3 separate regions of the Homo sapiens genome follow, and regions 2 and 3 are each linked to region 1. A link is a loop called in an ENCODE intact Hi-C map of the cell type or tissue named here. Cell type or tissue: PC-3. All regions are shown on one strand.

Region 1 (8,000 bases):
TGCTTCACACTTCCTAGCACCTCACAGCCCTCATGAGACTCTGAGCAGGTGCAGGGACCTGAGGCAGAAGCTTCCTTAACTTTAGGGTGAAATATTCCAATTGTTTCCTGTTCTCATCAGCCAGGGGCAAGAGGCTGATTCATGCTGGTTTATTTACAAGGTGGTACCTCTAGCTGAAGTGAGGACTTCTTTCTGTTAGAGATACATGGCCTTCTCTCATATGAAGAAAGACTATTTCTGTTCTTAACAGAACTCTGATTTTTACCACTTCTTAGTTATAAGTCTCCGCATTATCCTGTTCCTCCCTGGTTCTGGCTTAGATTACAAGAGCTTGTATTTATTTTAAATGTCTTCCACTGCCACACAGATGGAGAAACATCAACTCTTGGTTCCAAATTTACCCCTTAAAAGAAGAATGTTCCAGTTCTTCCTGCCATATGTGTGCCGCTGACTCAGAGAGCAAGAATGTGGTGGGAAAACAGACTGTGTTTACAGATGTCTTCTGCATGGCCTGTGCATCTCATAGACACACTGGCAACACATACCAGCACACACATGCCGTCTACGTGCTCTGAAATGACTTCCAGGGTGTGAGAATGGACACACATTGGTGTGTATTGAATGCAGTGGGACTTTATCCTGGCCGAGGAAATTCTGTAAACACCTAATGGTGGAAAACACCGACTTTAAAATAGTTTAAAACTATAATTGTTTGTAAACCCTGGTAAAGCTAGAGCTGGTTCTCTTTAAATGAGGCAAGAGTGTAACATCCAAGATTCATTCCACGCCAAAATTCTCTGGAGCATGAGTGATGGTAAGAAAGGCTATTAGGTTAACAAGAACATCAAATGGATAGAATAATCTTATTTCTCTCTCTCAGTGGAGGTTCTGTTTTGAATCTGCTGGAGTCTAATAATTAGTTGGTGTTGCTCTGAATTGTATCTGACATGTCTCTTCATGTTAGCTTTGCTGCATCTTATGCTTTAGGCTTTTGCAAGCTTCTCTGGATTAACGGATGGGGAGGGAGAATAAAAGGGTACTACCCATGGTGCCCAGAAGCAAAAGGAAAGCAAGTGAGAAGAAGGTGCATGTGGATGGAATTCCGAGAAGGGCCCACGCCATTCAGACTTAAGAACTGCTAAGTCCCAAAGGAGATACTTCTAGCATCTAGCAGGCATCTGGTAACCTAACCTCTCTGTATCGCACATCCACCCAACCCACCTTTCCACTGGGAGTGTCAAAGTATGTAATGAAGCTCCCTGTCTTCCGTAAAGAAGTATCCTGCTTAGTATATGTAAACACAACACCTTGATCTTTTTTGTTTTGGAAAATAAAAACAAAACAAAATATCCAAAATAAACCAGAGATTTCTTTAAAAAGAAACGCACGCAAATAAAAACAACAACAAAAGACACTTTGAGTTTGTACTCCTGATGGAAAAATCATTACTGTGGACAAAGTTATGAGAAGTCAAAGTATAGTTTGTTTTTAATAAGAGCTATCATTACATTCATGCTCAGGATGTGGCACTCAGAGTACTACGTATGTGTCACCACAGCTAAGATAGGTACTGTTACTCCAGGTAAGTAGAGTTCCCCCAAAATTCATGCCTACCTGGTACCTCAGAATGTGACCTTATTTGGAAGTAGGGTCTTTGCAGGTGTAATCCAGTTAAGATGAGGTCATACTGGATTAGGGTGGACCCTAATCCAAGGATAAATGTCCTTCTAAGAAGAAGGTAGTGGGATACAGACACAGAGAGAAAACATCACGTGAAGACAGAGACATAGAAGAGAAGGCCATGTGATGGTGAAGGCGGAGATGGGAGTGATGCATCTGCAGGTTAAGGAAGGCCAAGAATTGCTGGCATTTCCAGAAGCTAGAGGAGGCCAGGAAGGATCCTCTCCCAGAGGCTTTAGAGAGAGCATGACCCTGAGAACACCTTCGTTTTAGACTTCTGGCTTCCGGAACTGTGACAGAATAAATTTCTATTGTTATAAGTCACTGGGTATGTGGTAATTGGTTATGGTAGCCCCGAAGAAGTAACATACAGATGAAGAATCTGTGCTTCTGATGGTCTTGCTGAAGCTCCTTGTGCAGGGGACGTGGTGAGCTGGCTACACACACAGCCTTCCACCTCGGCAGGGAAACTGCACAGTGAGGAGCACAGGGGCAGTCACAGCCAGTTCCTGGGCTCATAATCGACGACATTGGTCTTGTCCATTTGGACAGATCCACAGGATTCTAGAGAGAGGTTAAGAATGAAAGTGTAATGGTGATCATAAACCGCAGGAACAAAATGTATATACCTATTTATTTTTATTCTCACTTCATCCTAAAAAGGATTTAAAGTTCCTTTCATAGATGAAAATAATAGGACAAAATAAAATAAATTTAAACATAAGAAAGATGAAACAAAGGGAAGAAAAACAATGGTGGAATGCAGCAGTAATAAACCTACATGACGTCACAGCCCTTCCTTCACCTCCCCAGCCCCAGCTAAGAAGATGGACCCTCATGGTATGGGCAAGAAATTTCAGGATGAGATAATGCCAAGTCTGATTTTTCTCCAATTTGTGTAAATTCAACGGAAATTTCAGGCTGCTGCTTCGAGTAGAAATAAGCTCTAATTATCCTTTTGATTTTCATATCATTTTCAATAAGTCAGCAGTGCTATTGCGGTCAATCAACCGGAAATCAGGGAAAGAAATCTCACATTTTCTGTGCCTTCCTTATTGTTTTAAGCGTGCTTCTGAAATGCTTTAAAATCATTGTCTTCAGAGTGTTTGTTAGTGCAGAGAAAAAAGGAGAGGATCTGGAATGGTTAAGCATACTGTTGTCTGTGATTTATCAAACCACACACGCAGACTTACTATTGAAGGAGAGACAATACCATCTAAACCAGCATGGGAGTTATTGTTTGATTTGATACTGAGCTTTTCTGTGTTTATTGGTCATCTTTGGTCTCATGAAAAATTTATTCTATGTCTAAGGGAGCTCCAATATAAATAAACACTAGAAATACATTTGTAGGAGGCTGTTCTCTAGAATAACTCAGTATTGCTCTCTGCATGGGGCATCACCTGCTGAATAAACCCAAAACCATCATCTGGGGAGTCGCTCTAGGTAAACTTCCTTGAGGTAAGCTGTGCTGTAGAGATAGGAACCTCTAATCATGTTTCAAATACTAAACATACCAGTGTGCTTTTCTTTTAAAAAGAGGAATCCTATTCACTTGACTTTATTTGTTTTTGAAAAAAAAAATGAACCCTTTATTTGGAGAATATTTTAGAAATTTAGGGCAAGGAAAATATTCTGCTCCTAGATGAGTGCTTTTGCTTGTATGATCCTGCACTGACAGTGAACAATACAGTAGATGAATTACTGATTTATTTATTTAAAAGCGAATGCACTGGATTTAAAAACAGCTTGCCTACAACAAAGAAATATGCCCCTTAAGGTTATTTAGTCCATTTATTGCTGATACTAATTAAACAATGACCTAGGCTTTTCACAGAGTGATTACTCTTAATGAAAAATTAACTATGGTCTCCTAATAAAGATAGCACACAAAACAAGTTGTACAGAGTGGTGTGACCTGACCTAGGATATCGCGTGTAAGTGCGACAGCTCCTGTAGATGGCAGTGGAGCACTTCCGCAAATGCTTTGGCCTGGCGTTCTGGGCCTGGGGTTGAGGGATGCAAAGGATAAAAGCTGCAGCAAGAGCAGGCGTGCCCTCCAGCCAGCAAGTTAACTAAGCTGCTGGTTCACTACTGCACTTCATAGTTGCCCTCTAAATGATTTTTTTCTGAACTCAGCAAAAGTACAAAGTGTTCCTGCCTGCACCCCAAATTGTCCTTTTAGTGAGGTAGGTTTTTATGTTTTATGCTTTCTATTTTTTGAATTTCAGAGTTATTTTGGAGATCTGACCTAAACATTCCTCTTCTTGAATTGCAAAAGCAATTAGCTTAGCTGCTCACACTCTTAAAGAGAGAATAAAAATCTCCTAAATGGAGACAATCGTAAACTACATCTGTCATACAAGTCAATGCAGCACAATCCAAAATAAAGATCTGTCAGCATAAACTATAACCAGATTTCATAGTCCTTAACTTTTTCTCTTGCTTGGATTGTTTTCCTTCTTTCCTTTTCTCTTAAGCCTTTTATTAAAAACTGTCCTCCGCTATGCTCACAGGAGCTACATGACTGAAATTGGAAAAGCAATCTAGCAATCACAGATTTAGGTAATTTTTAATGAAATTAAGATATTATATCGATTATTTTTGTCATTGTTTTGGCCTTTGAAGCTCAATCAGCGTTATATTCTATTATAGAGGAATGGTTGTTCTGAAAGAATTTGTGGAGTTGTGCCTGTCATTTCAGGATGAATTTCCTCGCTCAGCTCCCCCAAATTTCCCATTCTTTCAGCAGCAAGAGGGAACACTGCATGCACAGTGTTAACTTCACACATTCCTGACATACTTGCTACATTAACAGAGCTATGTTCCAGGGAATTGAAATATCTATTGTAACTGTAGGAAGGGCTTTCTTCCCATAACTTTTACCTTGTACCCAGAAAATGTATGTCAAGAATCAAGAAATGGCAAGTTTAGATATGGATGATGCATAGGAATCTGTTGTTGATATAGTTGGTATGGAAATTGTATAGGCAGAATTCTGCACACAGTAGGAATCATTTTGTTGAATAAATGAAAGCTAAAATGGAAGTAAAAATTAGAATAAACCCAGGGCAGAAGAAACAGTGACTAGTTTTCTGAAAGCTCAGGAAAATATCAAAAATATTTGAAAAAAAATGGAAATTTAAACCTTAGGAGGCCAAAAAGGTCCTGGGCTTATGCTCTTAGGTATAGGAAGAGGGCTAAAGAGGTGAGCAAAGAACATGAGAAGATATTGGCAAGTGCTATGGCTCATGCCTGTAATCCTAGTGACTCAGGAGACTGAGGCTGGAGGATCACTTGAGACCAGGAGTTTGAGACCACCCTGGACAGCATAGTGAGACCCCACCTCTAAAATAATAATAATAATAATAACAATAATAATAATAATAATAATAATAATAATAAAAGTAGCCATGTGTGGCTGATTCCTGTAATTCCAGACACTGGCCTCTAGCCTGGACAAAGAATGTGATTCTCTCACAAAAAGAAAAAAAAAAAAGATATGTTTGAAAAGATGAAGGGAAGGGCATGTCAATATGCATCAGAGGAGATTAGCAAAGAGCTAATGACCTGGTGCTACACTGAGTGGTTAAAAGAAGATTAGGGAAGGGAATCTGGAAATTATGGAAGACAGGATGCAATTACACAACCAAAAATGAGGCCCAGAGGAGAGAAGGATCAAGAGATACAAGGGTGGGGAATGGTGTGTAACTTCATCAATTAGGTATCATAGCAGGTCTTCTATCGTAAAGCCAATGCTTTCTTTTCAAGACTTCAGATGAAGGTGCATTTGTGTGGAGTAAGGGCTCATAAAAGGGAATAGTGCATTCTTTATTTTATGATAAAGAAACAAAAACCAAAACGAAATCATCCTCAATTGCTCTGATGTTCTAAAATAGATGATACTTTCTGTAAGCCAAAGGCCTGATTAAATTTGTACCAGTTTAGAATTGCTGACCAATAGGAAGCCAATTAAAAATTGCCAGGACCTCCCCCAAACCAGGTACAAGATTAAATTTCTTGTCTTCTTTGATCATTTTGTTGGTCATTGATGATGAAAACATTACTAATGTTGGTCATTGTCCTTATTGGTCATTGATGGTGAAAACATGAACCCAGTAGAAAGCAAGAGCCCTCAGTAACAGGTACATGACAATTGGACATAGCCCATTTAATGCTACCATTTTGAAGGGTACAGCTTTTGATGCCATGACAGTTTTATATAGTATTTTTTAGACACTCCTTAACATTAAAAATTTTAAACTACTAAATATTGAGGTCACTTGGCATTCTAACCCCAACTGACCATCTCACTCAATATTTACCTAAGGCCCAAAGACAAGATGAGGCCTCAGAATGGAGTAAGCCTCAGGCATTGGGTAGACCCGTTATGGAGTGAGAGGTAGGGCAAAGAGGGAGTTAGAAGTAGGGTGGGAGAAAGAATTGATTGATGAAGGGGTGGCCTGACCCTCCACACCTGTGGGCTTTTCTCATCGGGTGGGATGAGAGACTGAGAAAAGAAAGAGACACAAGAGACAAAGTGTAGAGAAAGAAAAGTGGGCCCAGGGGACCGCGCTCAGCATACGGAGGACTCGGGCCAGCACCGGTCTCTGAGTTCCCTCAGTATTTATTGATCATTATCTCTACCATCTCGGAGAAGGGGATGTGGCAGGACAATAGGGTAATAGTGGGGAGAGGGTCAGTAGGAAAACATGTGAACAAATGTCTCTGTATCATAAACAAGGTTAGAAAATGTGCTGTGCTTTGATGTGCACATACATAAACATATCTGGTGCATTAAAGAGCAGTATTGCTGCCAGCATGTTTCACCTCCAGCCTTAAGGCAGTTTTCTCCTATCTCAGTAGATGGAACATACAATCGGGTTTTACACCGAGACATTCCATTGCTCAGGGACAGGCAGGAGACAGATGCCTTCCTCTTATCTCAACTGCAAAGAGGCCTTCCTCTTTTACTAATTCTCCTCAGCTCAGACCCTTTACGGGTGTCGGGCTGGGGGACAGTCAGGTCTTTCCCTTCCCACGAGGCCATATTTCAGACTATCACATGGGGAGAAACCTTGGACAATACCTGGCTTTCCTAGGCAGAGGTCCCTGCTGCTTTGCGTTTTGTGTACCTGGGTACTTGAGATTAGGGAGTGGTGATGACTTTTAACAAGCATGCTGCCTTCAAGCATTTGTTTAACAAAGCACATCCTGCATAGCCCTAAATCCATTAAACCTTGAGTCGACACAGCACATGTTTCTGCGAGCACAGGGTTGGGGGTAGGGTTACAGATTAGCAGCATCACAAAGCACAATAATTTTTCTTAGTACAGAACAAAATGGAGTCTCTTATGTCTACTTCTTTCTACATAGACAGTAACAGTCTGATCTCTCTTTCTTTTCCCCACAGATTGAGCCTCGGGATGGAATAACTGTGAGATGTGTTTGTTGCATTCACATATACAGGTATGTCAAATGACTGACTAAAAAAGATCAGTCTAAATGTCCTGCTTTGTTCTAGGATATTTTAGGTTGACCTCAGTGGGATAATTCATGTTGTGCCAGGCCATTTTATGCTTGAGTTTAAACTAACTTTCATGATGGATAACTTAAGTTTGCATTTTTTTTTAGCATTCTACGTTTTCCTCCTCCCCTCTTTTCTTCTTTCTTTCCTTTGTCTTCCTTCATGCTTCCCTTTTTTCCATCTCTTACTTCCTTTTAAATGATTTCCTTCCCTTCTTCCTTTCTCCTCTCTGTCTCCTTTCATTCTTTCCTCCTTCCTTCCCTCATTAAGTCCCTTCTTCCCTTTCTTCTCTCTTCCCTCCTTCTCTCTTTCTTTCTCTCCTGTTTTCTTCTTAATTTTCTTCTTTTCTCTCTCCCTCATTCCTCTTAATTTCTTTCCTTACTACTTTCTTTTCTTCCTCAGTTTCTTCTTTCCTTCTTTCCTCCCTCATTCTCTCTCCCTCTTCCTCTCTTCCTTTCATTCAACTTTTATTAATTGCACACTGTGTGTTAGGCACTTTGCTAAGCACTCAAGAAAAATTTACATCCTTGGAGAAATATTAAAAGGTGGAGTGATGGGCAGATTGAATTTTTTAGATGAGTCAAAGAATTTCTTTCCAATCCATCACACCCTATTTATTCCGCACATTTAAGAAAAGTCATTTAAAAGATAATCATCATTTAGGATCTCCACAAAAGTTTTTCCACTTACAGTAATGGAACAAATGCTATTTATATTTAGAGTTATAATTACACACAGGGATTAAAGTTATTGTCTTGTGATCTCTCATTTTTGTGTTCCCAAGGTTTCAGTG
Region 2 (8,000 bases), 550 kb after region 1:
GGAAACACTCGAGAATAATTCTGTGAATATATTAATTATTTAGCAAATTCATTGTACTGTTGAAATGATAAAACATTGACATGGGTAGGATGGTAATATGATTATTATTAATTATATAACTAGAAAAATTAATCAAGTCCACCGAGCTCAAGTAACTTCCTAGAGTAATATTATGAAAAAAAATTCTCGTGACTTGAAAGCTGTTATAAAATCCCTTAACAGGCCATGGGGACTAAAGTACACCCAGTAAGCTCACAGCAATACAACACTAAGATTAAGGCAGTAGAAGAAAAATCAAAAGGCAAATTGTTGAGATGCAGGATAATGTGTGCATGACCCAAGAGTATAGGTAATTTAGTTATTCTTATTCTGGCCAGGGGAGCCTGGAGGATAATCATCTCTTCATTCTCACTGTTCGCATTGGCTAGTAGAGAAGTAGAATAAATAGAGGAGAGGACAGAATTCTGAGATTAGTATAAACCAGTACTCCATCTTCTTCGATGGTTTATATTAACCATGCCTTTGTCTTCCTCTTGTTTATATATTTCATGTGTAATAGATCTCTGTAAATAGTACATACTGATTAGGTTTCTCTGTCATATTTTAATTCACTTGATGATGACCTTTAGTTTTTCCATTTAAATATAAAAATATTGAAAACATTATAATTATTTAATGTTTCCACAGTTAGTCACAGGTTTTTTTTTTTTTTCCTGAATCTTTCATTTATGCTTAGTGGATAGGGTTACCAACCAGCCCAGCTGAGATGAAAGGGTTTTCTGGGACATGGGACTTTCAGTGACAAGACTGACACAACTTCTAAGGAACTAAAAAACTGTACCATGCTAAAGGATTTTTCAACTTTTCAGAAAGAACTCTGAGTATTGTTTCTTTTTACAAGGTGTTTGCAATGTAGTTGAGGGAATATGATGCATGAAGCCAAATACAGGACAATTCAAAAGAGAATGAAATCTAACATAAATGGGAATGGTGCAGAATATAGGGATGCAATGTTTTAGAACTGGGAGTGTCAGGAGGATAACAAGGAGGAGGCTACTTTGCAAAAATCAGCCTAGAGTGGTAATGCTCAGAAGGCTAGAAGCTTAGAAACTCAAGAGGAAAGGGATGAGGCGTAAACAGAGAAGAGACATGGTATGAGTATGAAACAGTGAGGAATTTAGCAGCCTGACCTGTGGCTGGTGAGAGTGAGCTGAGGTGCTGCAGAAATAAATGGATTCAGTAAATACAAACTGAAATAAAGTCTGACAAGGATGCAGTAGGAGATAACTTTTGTCTGGCTTTCCGACATTAGCTGGAATAATTGGGTAGTGGCTGCAATAATGATTTATATTTGATTACTCAAATTTCACACAATGATAATATATGCTTCTCATGAAATAAACCACCTCATGTGTTACCAGTGCAAGTACATGTTTAAATGAATGGCCATTATGCAGTGAGCCAAAGAGAAAGACAACATCTCTCATGAAATGTTTTGTGTGGTGAAATACTCTATAGCAAAACCAAAGAAGTTTCAGCAAAGAAAATAAATAACTGCTCTTTTCAAAGAGAGTTTTTGCCCTTTATCTGATATTGGCAGCCCCAGAGGTTTGGCTTATAGAAAGCACCTTTGCCATTTGTTTTATTGCTTCTCTGTAAGTTATTTGCCTCCAATTTTTAGCAGCTGCATTATTTTTCTAATCCTTCTCAATTAACATACCCTCTGCATCATCGAAGAACTCTGAAATAGAAGAGGAAGTTACATAGGAATGACATTCCATCTTTCCTGAAGAACAATTTTCCTGTTAGACATTCAGAAGGAAGAATGTGAGTTTTTTTTCTTCATTTGTTACCAGTCTCTGCTTAAAATTCAGATGAACTGCAGTTTCTGTGACTGGTTATGCTTTAATATGAACTCTGTAAAAAATTCCCCCCTTTTTTTAACCACTCTTTTTCTCTCCTCAAAAGCAAGCTCTTGTCGAAGAGGAAAGGAGAACTCTGCTTCTCAAAGTAAACAGGCCTGCTGAGCAGAGCCCGTGGCCCATAGAAAGCCCACCCCTTCAGAAGGAAATCAGATCCTTGGGCGAAAGAGGTAAAGAAAAAAAGAGCAGCTGTTAAAACATTTAGTCTGTTTTTCTGCTCAGCCCCTGCTGGTCCCCTTGCTTCTCAGCTCCGTGTACTGTACTCGGTGTTGTGTGCTGGAAATGCAGGACCCTCACTGTGGGGCAAGCATATGAACAAGGACATTCCCTGGCCTCCGCATCCTCGCGGCCATCTTCGGCCTCTCCACCCTCCTTGCTACATTCCTGGAGGACAGTCGAAAGATTGATTGGATGATTTTTTGGCAGCTATTTGCAGAGCCTGCAGCCACAGCTTGGTTTAATTAGGGAATCAGAGCGTTTCTTTTATGTAGGTCACATTAGGTTTTGATTCCAGATCTCATACAGCTAGAACCTTTCTAAAAAGTCAGAAATACATGTACAACTGGCAGGCTTTTCTTTCTCTCTCTCTCTTTTTTTTTTTTTTTTTAGAAAAAAAGGTTTTTAAAATAGTTCTCATCTGGGTCATGTATGCTAGTGTAGCCGTTTTCTGTGTCCTTTTGTCTAATTATCAGAATAAGAGTGATATTCTACTTTTCTTCCATGAAGCTCCTGTTGTCTGATGTACATATGCTGAACACATATTATAAAATTACTGGCAGGGATCTGGGGGTGGTGGGAGGGTTAATGGTTATTTGTTTGCTTCTTTGTGCTTTTGCACCCGAAAGGTTTAATGGGTTCCCTTTCTATGGAATCTAATCCTGAAGAATCCAGGGAGAATGTAAAAACAATTATCCAGTTAATCTTTGTGCTGTAGTTAGGAATAAATACAAGGCAGTAAGAGAGATAGGAGACTGGGCATTGTAATGACACTGCAGGAACTGAAACCCAAAATTAAATATTCTCGGATTATAGGCAGCCCTTAGGAAACCTTGTCTAAAGAGTTTATGATGCACAAAGAATACTTCTTGGTAGGTAGCCAAGTAAGAGCCGCTAATGATTATGGACGTCTGAATGATGAACATGGATTCTAGTATTGCCTTAGAAAAAAAACCTAAGCTAATACTATTTGCCTTTCAGAAATTTGTTACAATTAGGACATGATTCTGATTTAAATTGTGCTTCAGGTACCATGTTATATGTATACTTCTGCTTATAGGAAATTTGAAATTTTAGCAGTCAAATAAAACATAAATGCTAAACATTTAAACATTAAAGAGCAAGACAGCCACCTTCACCACTTCCAAAAAATATATTTGCAGAGTATTTGCTGATATAGGCAATGCGTACTTAACTGACTAATGTGATTTTGTGTAGTCTACCACCCAGAGATGATTAATTAGGCTACTCAGTGAGGGTCATGCAAACAAGTTTTAACGTTACAGGCTCTCAGGAGTGTGAAGCAGTGTCCTGTTTACATTTCCTGGATGGTTAAATGAAGAGCGGTGTGAAACACTGAAATGAAATACGATGAAACATTTCAAGTTGTGTACCTCTCAAAATGTTAAGAGGGGCTATTATCCCTCAAAGCCTGCAGATTCAATCAATTTCAAATTGTTAAAAGCAGCTGGAAGGAGACGTCTGTCAATGGAGGAGGTGTCTTGTCTGTTGGAGAGACTCACAGACTCTTGGTCTCATTATTTTCAGAACGAAAAGGGAACCACAGCTGTCTGTTCTGATACATCTGATTAAACTGCTACACCAAGGGTCAGAAAGAGATGGAGGAACTCTAAGTTGAGCTTTGGAAGCAATAGTTTCAGGGCATCTATTGACTTTCCAAACTTCTTATTGGGCGGGAAGTATCACAATAATAGGACTTGCCATCAGACATCTGGCATGATCATTGTTGGAACCACATCATTGAAACTGCCTGTCTAAGGATATTTTACTCTTGTTCTCCTCTCTTGCAACTCTCACCCCAATGAATAATATCCAAGAAGAATAAAATGAATTCATTATGGTTTCAAATTGCCCAAGGCAGAAATGTTGCCTTTACATTTCAGAAGAGGAGATAGCACTGGTACCAAATGTATAGAAAGGGTGGAGTTTATCTATTACCAAATCAAATTTAAGTTGCCAAAGGTCTCTTGCCTATCATCTTACTTTTTTTTAGAAAAGTGTCTTAACTATAGCTCTTGTGTCTCTCTGCTGTCACTCAATTCATTCTGTAGAATATAGAGTTCCATATTTTTATTATGATTGGAGTTAAACCACAGACCCTCACAAATTTGTAGTTGGTGGTAGTTCAGTACACCTAAATTAAAAAAATAAAAATAAAAAAATCCACAGTGTATTTTATAGAGCTGCAATGCCCCCTTCTGTCTGCAGTGCCTGGGGTGGAAAAACTCACTTGGGTTTATGAGTTGATTGTGGCAAGTGAAAACAATGTTTATACTTTTCTTATAATGGTTCAACTACACACATGAGAGGGCTGTAAACCAGCAGTGACAGTGATCATTCAAATTCTATCCCTTCTATTCCATTTCCTCATTTGGCCTCCTATAATCTATAGGAAATTAATATAACACTGATGATTGCTGCCATTGGCCAGAAAACCCAATTATCTGTGTGGCTGTGAAGGTGGATTAGTAATGTCCTTTTTACTGTGATATGTAGGTAACCTAAGATGTACATTTAAAGAGCAACAAGTGTGTTTCAGCCACTAGAATCTTGATGGGAATGATTAGTTAGACTTACATGTCTATTTGTCTATCTGCATAAACTTCATTGATTCCCTATAAGACCATGCTATAATTTATAAAACATGTACAGTACAGATTATGTCTTAACTCCTAATAACTTCTCAAAAAGGAATTGATGATACCCTTAGCCAGAACTAATCAGAGAAAAAAATATCTTTGATTTGGTCTGCACTCTCTTTTTTCACCATCGGTTTGGCATGTTTTACTCTGCTTCTCTTACACCCCTTATCAATTATGCCCCACGTGGTTGGCATGCAGTAGTTGTTTCCCTGGGCAAGGCTTTTAATAAATATTACAGAAGATTCTCTGGACTTCTCACTGCATTTGTTCAAAGTCAGATTTTCCATGGAGTCTTCATCAACCATATTTTCAAAGAAGGTTTACGTGTTTCTAATATATTCTGAAAACTAGCTCAAGTTCTTATTGCACAAATGGAGTATGAAAAATCATCTCTTAAGTGTTGCAGGTGTGTGTGTATGTGTGTGTGTGTTTGTGTTGTAAGTGGTATGTCTGTGTGTGAATGGGAATTGAATTTGAATGATGGAGACAGTACAACTGCTGGCTTTGCGTTAGGAGAGGAGAAGCATAATCTAAAATAGTTCTTTCCCATTACATACAAATAATGAATCCTGAGGCTTTCTATGTACCAATATTAATTTCTTGAATTTCAGATTTCTGTGCGCCCTAATTGTGTTGATGACAATAATTATTAGATTGAACCACTTTTGACGTACAAAATGAACTAAAAGATTCATTTATACATTCTTTTAAAATGCAGTTAGGTTTAGAGTCTCCACATTATAGCTTTGGATTAGAGAAAAAACACCTTAAATAAGATGCTTCTTTGGGCACAAAAACACGTGCTGTGTGTGGAGGTCAGAGCATGGGAGATTAGGCATGCTTCAAAGATTTTTTATCACACATTTTTGGGGCCTTCATAGTATTAAATATTAATGAATCTTAGTGTGTGTTAGAAGGTAGTAGAGAATCAAATTGAAAAGACTGTGAATAGAAAGAGATGATCTATTGATACCGTTTTTTCTTTAGTATCCCTCTTTATTTGATAATCCCTGAATTGATTATAACTCAGACATGAAGCAGTAAATTCTCTCCTTTGGGCCACTCTATATCCACAAAAAGCATTTGTTGAGTAAGGCCTTGTGAGGAGGTCTTGAAAACCTTGTGTTCTGATCCCAATGATGAGTCAGCGCTATCTCCAGCTGGCTATGGGAACGTTGGAAAAGGCACTAATTCCTGTCAAATTTTCCCTCTGGGTCTTCCAACTAGTACTCAATCACAAACAATGACCTATTTTTCTTTAGCGTCTGGTGGTAGAATTCTTTAAGATTCCTTCATAAATGAATCTTAGCCCAGAAAGTTAGGACTTTTCATGACTTACGATGAAGCTCAATGTGAAGTTGAAATTGTAAGTGCAAGTGAGAGAGCATGATAAATATTTAACACCTATCTGACTCCAGGAGAATGCTGTTTTTAGAAGAAAGAAACCTTTTGCTTGCTCCATTTTTATAGTGTTCTTAATGGCAAAAGTTAAACAAGTCCAGTTTCCCATACTGGATCTACTATTTGAGGGTAGTTCCCCGGCAATCAAATTTAAAATACTTTAGGTGCAAAGGAGCGAAGTGAGAAAAGCAACACTTTGAAATAAATAGAGTGTACCAGTGAATATACTGGCTGTCTATTCAAAGGTCTTACTCACTAGTGACCCAATAGGAAAGTTCTGCACAAAGTAAGGGATAAAAAAGCTAAAGAGGAAAAACAATTAGGAAAGAAACAGTTCAAACACAAATTATGCCATTTATCCTCAGCATCAAAATAAGCTGTTTCTATAGGGGAAACAATGCAAAACAAAACAAAAATCAAACAAATTACTTGCTTTTAAGATGCTTGTCATTCTTTAAAATATATTTTAATTTCTAATTAATTGTTTTTCTAAAAAACTGCGTAGGCTTAAGATATCATCCCCTCTTGCTAGACCTTTTACATTTTAATTTTTGAAATATAAAAACCTATAAATATAGTATATGCAAAAAGGATCAAATTTATGTTTCACAGCAATTACTGGGTGCTAGACAGTATGTCAAGGGCTTTCCAAATGTTTACATATTCAATACTCACTGCTCTCCCAGGAGGTAGGTACTACTATTGTATTAGAGATGAGACACTGAATGGCAAAGAGGAGGACCTTGGATTTGAACATGTGTGTCTAGTGGCAGAACGCAATGGTCTAACTCGTAGGCTTTGCTGCCCTAGAAATCATTTGGTAATAGGATGCATATGACTCAAATACAGTGGCTATTTCTAACTCTTATAAGGTCACCTTTGGGAGCACTAAAAAGAAAACATCTCAGATCATTATTTGTTCTGAAATTCTTTACTGAACAAACCAATAACTTCCAGTTGCTGTATTATGGATTCATTCATTCATTCAGTCAGCAATACTTGTTAAATATCCACTTTTTCCTTTCTTGAGTCTACGTTTTTCCCCCAGTCTTGGTGAAAAAGATCCGGAACTTTAGTGATTATAATCATTATAAAAACCTCATCATAACCATAATAAACTCAGGATGCCCACCTCTTAGGGCAACTCACAGAGGTGGAGCATAACTCCTGACTCCTTAATCTGGGCTGTGCATAGTGCATTTCTTCCAAAGACTGCAGTATGGAAAGAGGGGAAAATAGTAACTTCATAGTGCATAAACCCGACACCTCAGCCAGGTGATCAAGGTTAACATCAACAGTGACAAGTCATCTTGACAGTATTTGCCCTTGAGATGTTGTGATGAAAATGGTACTTTACTTGTGCAGTCTTCCTCTGCAAAACACATCGCCCTAGTCTAATCATGAGAAAAACCTCTGAAAAATCCCAACTGAGGGACTTAATATTAATACAAAATACCTGACTAGTATTCCTCAAAAGTCTCAAGGTCATCAAAAGCAAGGAAAGTCTGAAAAACTGTCATAGCTAGGAGGAACCTCAGGAGACATGATCACGAAACATAATGTTATCCTGGAGGGGATGCTGGGACAAAAAAAGGACAGCAGATAAAAAGTAAGAAAGCCTAAATAATGTAATGCACTTTAGTTAATATATAATAATGTATCAATATTGGTTGTGACAAATGTACCATACTAATGTAAGAAGTTAATAATAGAGGAAACTGGATATGAGGTATATGGTAACTCTCTTTACTATCTTTGAAATTTTTTTGGTAAAAAACCTAAAGATGTTCTAAAATAA
Region 3 (8,000 bases), 200 kb after region 1:
CATGTGCACGTGTGTGTATGTCTATCTGTTTCTCCAGGTACCCCTCTACCAATGAATGGAAGGTTGGCCTATGAGACCCAGAGTCAGAGATGCAGCCAGGCCCCCAGTATGGCCTGGAACTAGGCACTAGGATGACATCAGACTCTTCACATTTTCCCCACACTCTGCTGTGCAGGCTTTTTTGTTTCCTCTTTTTATTCATTCTGTGAAACATGGTAACTGACATCTGGTTTTTAATGTTTCTGGTTCACCTACCCCAAAAGAAAATTCTGTCTTGGTCCTAACGTTACATTTCTATGTGAGGGGCTGTGATTAGCCTGCCTCAGGTCAGTTGCCCATCTGAGTTCCAATCAATTTTGTTCAAGTGGGCAAGAACACATTATATAAAATTTTTCCCTGTTGTTTGCAACTTTTAATTAAGGGGCAGATTCCAATTCATAGAGCCGTTATGTTCAATCGTATAGGTTGCGCACTACACCAGAAAGTCACATCAGATCACTGTTCACATCACAGATATCTTCTTCATACTGTAACATGTCAGTATTTTTACTATACCTGTTGACTTCAAAGGTGAACTATTTACAATTTATGTTGACAATTTTCTGATAGTGAGGGAGTCTTATTCTAGAAAAATGAACATATTATGGGAATTTTCTGACTAATGGTGGTAAAGTATGTTATCTAAGACACATATTATATATATATATACATATATATACACACATGCGCACACACACGCATAAAATTCCATACCACATTAACTTATGAAAGAGGAGCAAGTTTGATAATTGAGAAACCTTGTTGATCTGATCATATCTAAAATACACTTTGCCTCCAAATAAGATGCTGTTTTTATGGCTGATATACTTAGTGATTAGTAAATATTTATGGTTTTAATTTCATATTAATATTAGTACATGGGTAAATTAGACATTCTATATTTTAGTTCATTTCATCTGCCATTTGTTTACTGTACTGAATAGTATTTCTGAATTATTAATTTAAGTGTACAAATATTTTATTATGATATGAATCACTATGCAAAAACCAATATCTATAAGTCATTGCTAATCTCCAAAGTACTGCATACATATAAATTATAGATTATCATGTAATAATCCACAAATTAAATAACTATTGTTTATTTGTTGTTACAAAAAGATTGCCAATTGTTAATACAAAAGTTAATTTCTAATAAAATTTAGCAATATATTACATGAATATATTTAAATTTGTTTTAAATGATAAAATACTAAACAAGTTAAAGATATCAAAAAAGGTTTTTTTCAATTGGTTGCTGTCAGAAAACAATTTTAAAAGAAAATACAGCTCTTGTAATCACTGAATAAAGTTTCAGAGAAAATAGATACAAAGTTAGAAAAAATTAGAAGTACTTTGGACATCCAAGCACAGGTAGAATGTAATCACAGTTACAGTTCAGATGAAGCATGGGTAAATTAACTGTAAATCTACATGAAAACCACTATTATAGAATTAAAAAAAAAGAAACAAGAAAATCACAAAGGACTTATATCAAGCATATTGTCTGCTGATTTAAGTACATAGCCTGGATAAGTAAAAAAATTTAGTTTTTCAAATGACAATACTAATATAAAATTTTCAGAAATTTATTTAACATAAATTATTCAAAATAATGAATAATTATAAACCCATTATATACTGGTCAGTTTATTTTCTCCAGTGCTTTTGTACTTTTTTATTTTGCAAACTCTTGAGGGATTAAAAATCAACTGAAGATGGAAAGTGAGTGTACAAATGGAAGCAGTTATAGCATTTTAGCAAAAAGAACAAAGTGAAATACTCATTAACAGTAGTATTGTTTATAAACTAAAAAATTTTATAGATGTAATTAGAAATGTTAAAACATTATACAATAGTGATAAAAATATTGACATACTGTTTTTGAACTTATAATACGTGATTCAGCTTTTGGCAAGTTGAAGTCTACCATCCAGAAAGTCATCCAAGAAGCTTTATGTCTGTGATAATGGACATTTAGAAGAAAACCAAAGCCAAATTTGAGAGCACTGTGGCAGAACTTGTATGAAAAATACAAACATTGAAAATAAGTAATATTGCAATACTGCACATTATTTAGGGAATGAAATGCAAAGCAAAATCCTGAGGAAGGATTATGTATATATTGGTTGGTTTATAAAACTATATATAAATAACAAATCTATACCAAAAAAAGTTTTGAAGCCTGGAATCCCAAGGTATCCGAATTTGAAAACATGGAAAACATAATGATTGCTACAAAAGATTCTTGAAAAATATTTGAAGGCATTCTAAATTTCTTGTTCTATATATTCTTTAAACTTGGTACCAAAAAATGAAGCATAAATCTCTTCTACTATCAGTTTTTCTTTTCTGAAATTATTGAAATGCTATATAATTACTACTCATTGGCTTCAATGAAATATTGAAATGTTTTGAAAACATATTTACTAAATGCAAATTTGAACCATTACAGAATACACAATGAGAAAGTCCAGTCATTGCCATTATGCCATTAAAACTCAATTAGATGCAGTGTGTGCTCCTATAGAAACTGTTTGTGATATTAATAAAGATGAAAATTACAGAATACAAGCCAAAAGTATTTCAAAGCTGTATTTATTGAAATGTATTTTCTAAGTTCTAATGGGCCTCAATGTTTTAAGTGAAATGATGTGTTAATCAAAATTCTCTACAGATAATGTCCTTGAAAGCAGCAAAATAATTCAGAATATTAAAAAGATAGACATGATAATATTTATGAAGTCTATATCGTTGATGCCAAAAATCTTGTATTTTTACAATTATGTGAATTTCTCCAACATAGAAAATGTTAGAAAAGGGAAGACATTTTGACATCAAACCCCATTATTTACAATTTAAAACTAAATTTTAAAATAATTTTTTTGTACACAACAATATCATCTTAAATAAACAGGTGTATGATCATAAAAAATGTGTGGCCTTTTTAATATCCTTGATGACATTTAATTTAAGAATTATGATTAAACTCTACCAGTAAAACATAATGACTTGGAGACTGAACAAGTGCTTTGCCATGGTTTCTGTCTAAGAGGACAGAGAAAATCTGATTTAACTCAGAGAGGGCAGGTCTGCAGGAAGATGTGTTTGGATTAACTGTTAAAGAATAACTCCAAACTTAGAAATTACTTTAAAACATTGAGGGTTTATTTATGCAGAAGAAAACACAAAGACAAGGGTAGAACTCACAAGAGCAAAACTCAGAAATTTTCACAAGGAAAAATGATTGGTTGGTTAAACGAAATCTTTACATGTGAGTTCAGAATTGGTTGGTTTTAGTGGAGCTTCATGAAGGCCAATTATTGAACCCCAAATCTCTTTGTATGTTTTGCAAGAAGAATGCCATGAAAGAAGACCTTTAAATGAAATATTTTTTACTGTACATAAAGAGCACAAGTCAACATTGAAGCAGTCATAAAGAATTTTGTTTATTCTTTATGAAAGAATATGAAAGTGAGAGTTATAACTATTTTATCATATATCTTGTAATTCTGAGTTCCTAATTATTGTGACTAAAATTTTCATTATGTGAAAATTTTGTGATTTTATGTTTACTATTTTGATTTGTATAATTTGAAAATTTACAAAAATGATTTTATATTTATTTTACTTCTTATAGATATATTAAAAATATACTAACTTTAAAAACTCTTAAGTTTGAGAAAGCCTTCTCCAATTCACATTTAAAGCTTATTTGGGCCTGATGCTATATCCTCCATAGAAAACAGACTGCATATTTAAAATAGCCAAACTTATCCTCAGAGAGTAAAACGGTGTTGGCCAGGGGCAGGGCAAGTGGGAAATGGGAAGTAGCTGTTCAATGGGAGTTTCAATTATGTCTTAATGGAATAAAGGATAAAAATCAAACAATTATCTCAAAAGATGCAAAAAATGCATTTGGCAAAACTCAACACCCTTTCAATACAGACAAGTTACATATAGAAGGAACTTATTTCAACACAATAAAGGCTGTATTTAAAAAGCCCACAGTTAACAAGTGAATTGTGTTAATTGTGTTAATTTAGTGAAAATCTAAAATCTTTTCCTCTAAGATCTGGAACAAGGTAAGGATGTTCACTTTTGACACTTCTGTTAAATATTGTACTGGAAGTCCTAGCTAGAGCAATTAAGAAAGAAGAAATAAATAAATGTCATCTAAATAAAAACAGAAGAATAAAATTATCTCTGTTTGCAGATGACATGATCTCATATATAGAAAACCCTAAATATTTTACAAAAAAAGGTTAGAAATAATAAACAAATTCAGTAAAGTTGCAGGATACAAAATCAACATACAAAAATCAGTTACATTTCTAGACACAGCACACTATCCAAAAAGGAAATTAAGAAACTTTACCTTTTACAATAGCATCAAAAATCATAAAAATCTTAGGAATAAGCTTACTCAGTGAGGTGCACTGAAAACTTGTACATTGAAAGCTATACAGTACTGATGAAAGAAATTAAAGCAGATACAAATAAATGGAAATAAATCAATGTTCATAGATTAGAAGAATTAATGTTGTTAAAATGTTTATATTACCCAACGTGATTTGCAGATTCAGTGCAATCCCTATTAAAAGTTGAATGGCATTTTTAAAAATTTATATTTTTTATTAATTTTAATTTGAAGTTCCAGAGTATATGTGCAGGATGTGCAGGTTTGTTACATAGGTAAACATGTGCCGTGGTGGTTTGCTCCACCTATCAACCTATCACCTAGGTATTGAGCCCAGCATGCATTAGCTATTTTTCCCAATGCTCTCCCTCCCCCGACCCCACTCTCCAAGAGGTCCCAGTGTATGTTGTTCCCCTCCCTGTGCCGTCTACGTGTTCTCATTGTTCAGCTCCCACTTGTAAGTGAGAACACGTGGTGTTTGGTTTTCTGTTCCTGCATTAGCTTGCTGAGGATAATTGCTTCCAGCTCTATCCATGTGCCTGCAAAGGACATGATCTCCTTTTTATGGCTGCATAGTATTCCATGGTGTATATGTACATTTTCTTTTTTCAGTCTACCATTGATGAGCATTTGGGTTGATTCCATTTCTTTGCTATTGTGAATAGTGTGCTGCAATGAACAGATGTGTGCATGAATCTTTGTAGTAGAATTATTTATATTCCTTAGGGTATATACTCTAAGGTATATAATGATGAGGTATATACCCTAAGGTATATAATAATGAGATTGCTGGGTCAAATGGTACTTCTGGTTCTAGATCTTTGAGGAATTGCCACACTGTCTTCCACAATGGTTGAACTAATTTACATTCCCACCCACCAACAGTGTAAAAGCGTTCCTATTTCTACTCAACCTCACCAGCATCTGCTGTTTCTTGACTTTTTAATAATCGCCATTCTGACTGACATGAGATGGTATCTCATTGTGGTTTTGATTTGCATTTCTCTAATGTTCAGTGATGTTGAGCTTCTTTTCATGTTTGTTGGCCACATGAACATCTTTTGAGAAGTGTCTGTTCTTATCTTTTGCCCACTTTTTAATGAGGTTGCATGTTTTTATCTTGTAAATTTGTTTAAGTTCCTTGTAGATTCTGGATATTACACCTTTGTCAGATAGGTAGATTGCAAAAATTTTCTTCTGTTCTGTAGGTTGCCTGTTCATTCTGATGATAGTTTCTTTTGCTGCGCAGAAGCTCCTCAGTTTAATTAGATACCATTTGTCAATTTTTATTTTTGTTGCAATTGCTTTTGGCAATTTCATCATGAAATCTTTGTCTGTGCCTGTGTCGTGAATGGTATCACCTAGATTTTCTTCCAGGGTTTTTATAGCTTTGAGTTTTACCTTTAAATCTTTAATCTGTCTTGAGTTAATTTTTGTACAAGGTGTAAGGAAGGGGTCCAGTTTCAATTTTCTGCATATGGCTAGCCAGTTCTCCCAGCACCATTTATTATATGGGAATCTAAAATTTATGTGGAACCACAAAAGACCCTGAATCACCAAAGCAATTTTGAGCAAGAAGAAATCTGGAGGCCAGGCTCCATGTCTCAGGCCTATAATCCCAGCAATTTTTGAGGCTGAGATGGTATAATTGCTTGAGTCCAGGAGTTCACAACCAGCCTGGGCAAAATAATGAGGTCCTGTCTCTACAAAAATAAAACATAAAAAATGTGCTGGGTGTGGTGGTACACACCTATAGTCCCAGCTGAGGTGGGAGGATCACTTGAGCTCACTGGTGGAGGCTGCAGTGAGCTAAGATCATGCCACTCTACTCCAGCCTGGGTGACAGAGCAGGACTCTGTTTCTAAAAGAAAAAAAATCTGGAGACAGTATGTTTGCTTATATAAAAATACGTTACAAAGCTAGACTAATCAAAACAGTATGTGATACGGTTTGGTTGTGTCCCAACCCAAATCTCATCTTGAATTGTTCCCATAATCCCCATATATCACGGGAGAGACCTGGTGGGAGGTAACTTAATCATGGGTGCAGTTACCCTTATGCTGTTCTCATGATAGTGAGTGAGTTATCATGAGATCTGATGGTTTTATAAGGGACATTCCCCCCGCTTCTTCTGCACTTCTCTTTGCTGCCACCATGTGAATAAGGACATATTTGCATCCCCTTCTGCTATGATTTTAAGTTTGCTGAGGCCTTCCAGCCCTGCAGAACTGTGAGTCAATTAAACATCTTTCCTTTATAAATTATGCAGTCTTGGGTATTTCTTCACAGCAGCATGAGAACAGACTAATACAGTGAATTGCTACCACAGAGAGTGGGGCACTGCCATAAAGCTACCCAAAAATATGGAAGGGACTTTGGAACTGGGTAACAGGCAGAGGCTGGAACAGTTTGGAGAGCTCAGAAGAATACAGGAAAATGTGGGAAAGTTTGGAACATCCTAGATACCTGTTGAATTGCTTTGGCCAAAATGCTGATAGTGATATGGACAATAAAGTCTAGGCTGAGGTGATATCAGATGGAGATGAGGAACTTGTTGGAAACTGGAATAAAGGTGATTCTTGCTATGTTTTAGCAAAGAGGGGCAGCATTTTGTCCCTGCCCTAGAGATCTGTGGAACTTTGAACTTGAGAGAGATGATTTAGCATATCTGGTGGAAGAAATTTCTAAGTGGCAAAGCATTCAAGAGGGAGAAAACATGAAAGTTTGGAAAATTTGCAGACTGATGATGTGATAAAGAAAACCTGGTTTTCTGGGAAGAAATTCAAGCCGGCTACAAAAATTTGCATAAGTAACAAGGAGCCAAATGCTAATCATTAAGACAATGGGAAAAATGTTCCCAGGGTATGTCAGAGACCTTCATGGCAGCCCCTCCCATCACAGACCCGGAGGCCTAGGAGAGAAAAATGGTTTCATGGGCTGGGCTCAGGTCTCCCTGCTCTGTGCAGCCTTGGGACATGGTGCCCTGTGTCCCTGCTGTGGCTAAAAGGGGTCAATGTACAGCTCAGCCTGTTGCTTCAGAGGGTGCAAGCCACAAGCCTTGGTGGCTTACATGTGGTGTTGAGCTTGTAGGTGCACAGAAGTCAAGAACTGAGGTTTGGGAACCTCTCCCTAGATTTCAGAGGATGTATGGAAATGCCTGGACATCCGGGCAGAAGTTGCTGCAGGGGGCAGAGTCCTGATGGAGAACCTCTTCTAGGGTAGCATGGAAGGGAAATGTGGGGTCAGAGCCCCCACACAAAGACCCCACTGGGGGACTGCCTAGTAGAGCTGTGAGAAGAGGGCCACTGTCCTCCAGACCCCAGAAAGGTAGATCCACTGACAGCTTGCACCATGTGCCTGGAAAAGTTGCTGACATTCAACACTAGCCTGTGAAAGAAGCCAGGAGCAGGGCTGTACCCTGCAAGCCACAGGGACAGAGCTGCCCAAGGCCAGGGGAGCCTGCCTCTTGCATCAGTGTGCCCTGCATATGAGACACAGAGTCAAAGGAGATAATTTTGGAACTTTAAAATTTAATGACTGC

What was found. Hi-C counts contacts between places; a loop is a spot of excess contacts. Peaks named below come from ENCODE experiments on the same cell type or tissue, not always from the same donor. Only the 100,000 strongest peaks of a DNase experiment are listed, where the experiment ranks them.
Region 2: it touches region 1 in a loop (13-fold over the local background); 44 of 110 quality-filtered maps call a loop at or near these places.
Region 3: a loop joins it to region 1, with 9 times the contacts of the local background. A loop is called at or near these places in 2 of 110 quality-filtered maps.

What each region holds. Positions count from the first base shown.
Region 1 is chr12:58,537,031-58,545,030 of GRCh38, forward strand. No RefSeq gene overlaps it. Among named protein-coding and RNA genes, the nearest start is that of LINC02388, 240 kb to the right of the region's middle. RefSeq lists enhancers at 3,516-3,810, 3,540-3,709. In PC-3, a CTCF peak has its summit at 3,625 (motif pointing right); DNase peaks (open chromatin) are centred at 461 and 3,661; H3K27ac peaks cover 1,335 bases.
Region 2 is chr12:59,082,918-59,090,917 of GRCh38, forward strand. The region is part of intron 3 of LRIG3-DT (LRIG3 divergent transcript); the gene reads left to right. Among named protein-coding and RNA genes, the nearest start is that of LRIG3-DT, 170 kb to the left of the region's middle. In PC-3, a CTCF peak has its summit at 4,370 (motif pointing left); no DNase peak of the experiment used is centred here.
Region 3 is chr12:58,734,806-58,742,805 of GRCh38, forward strand. The region is part of intron 1 of LINC02388 (long intergenic non-protein coding RNA 2388); the gene reads right to left. The region is part of intron 1 of LOC100506869 (a long non-coding RNA gene); the gene reads left to right. Among named protein-coding and RNA genes, the nearest start is that of LINC02388, 43 kb to the right of the region's middle. RefSeq lists an enhancer at 6,492-6,661. In PC-3, no CTCF peak of the experiment used is centred here; no DNase peak of the experiment used is centred here.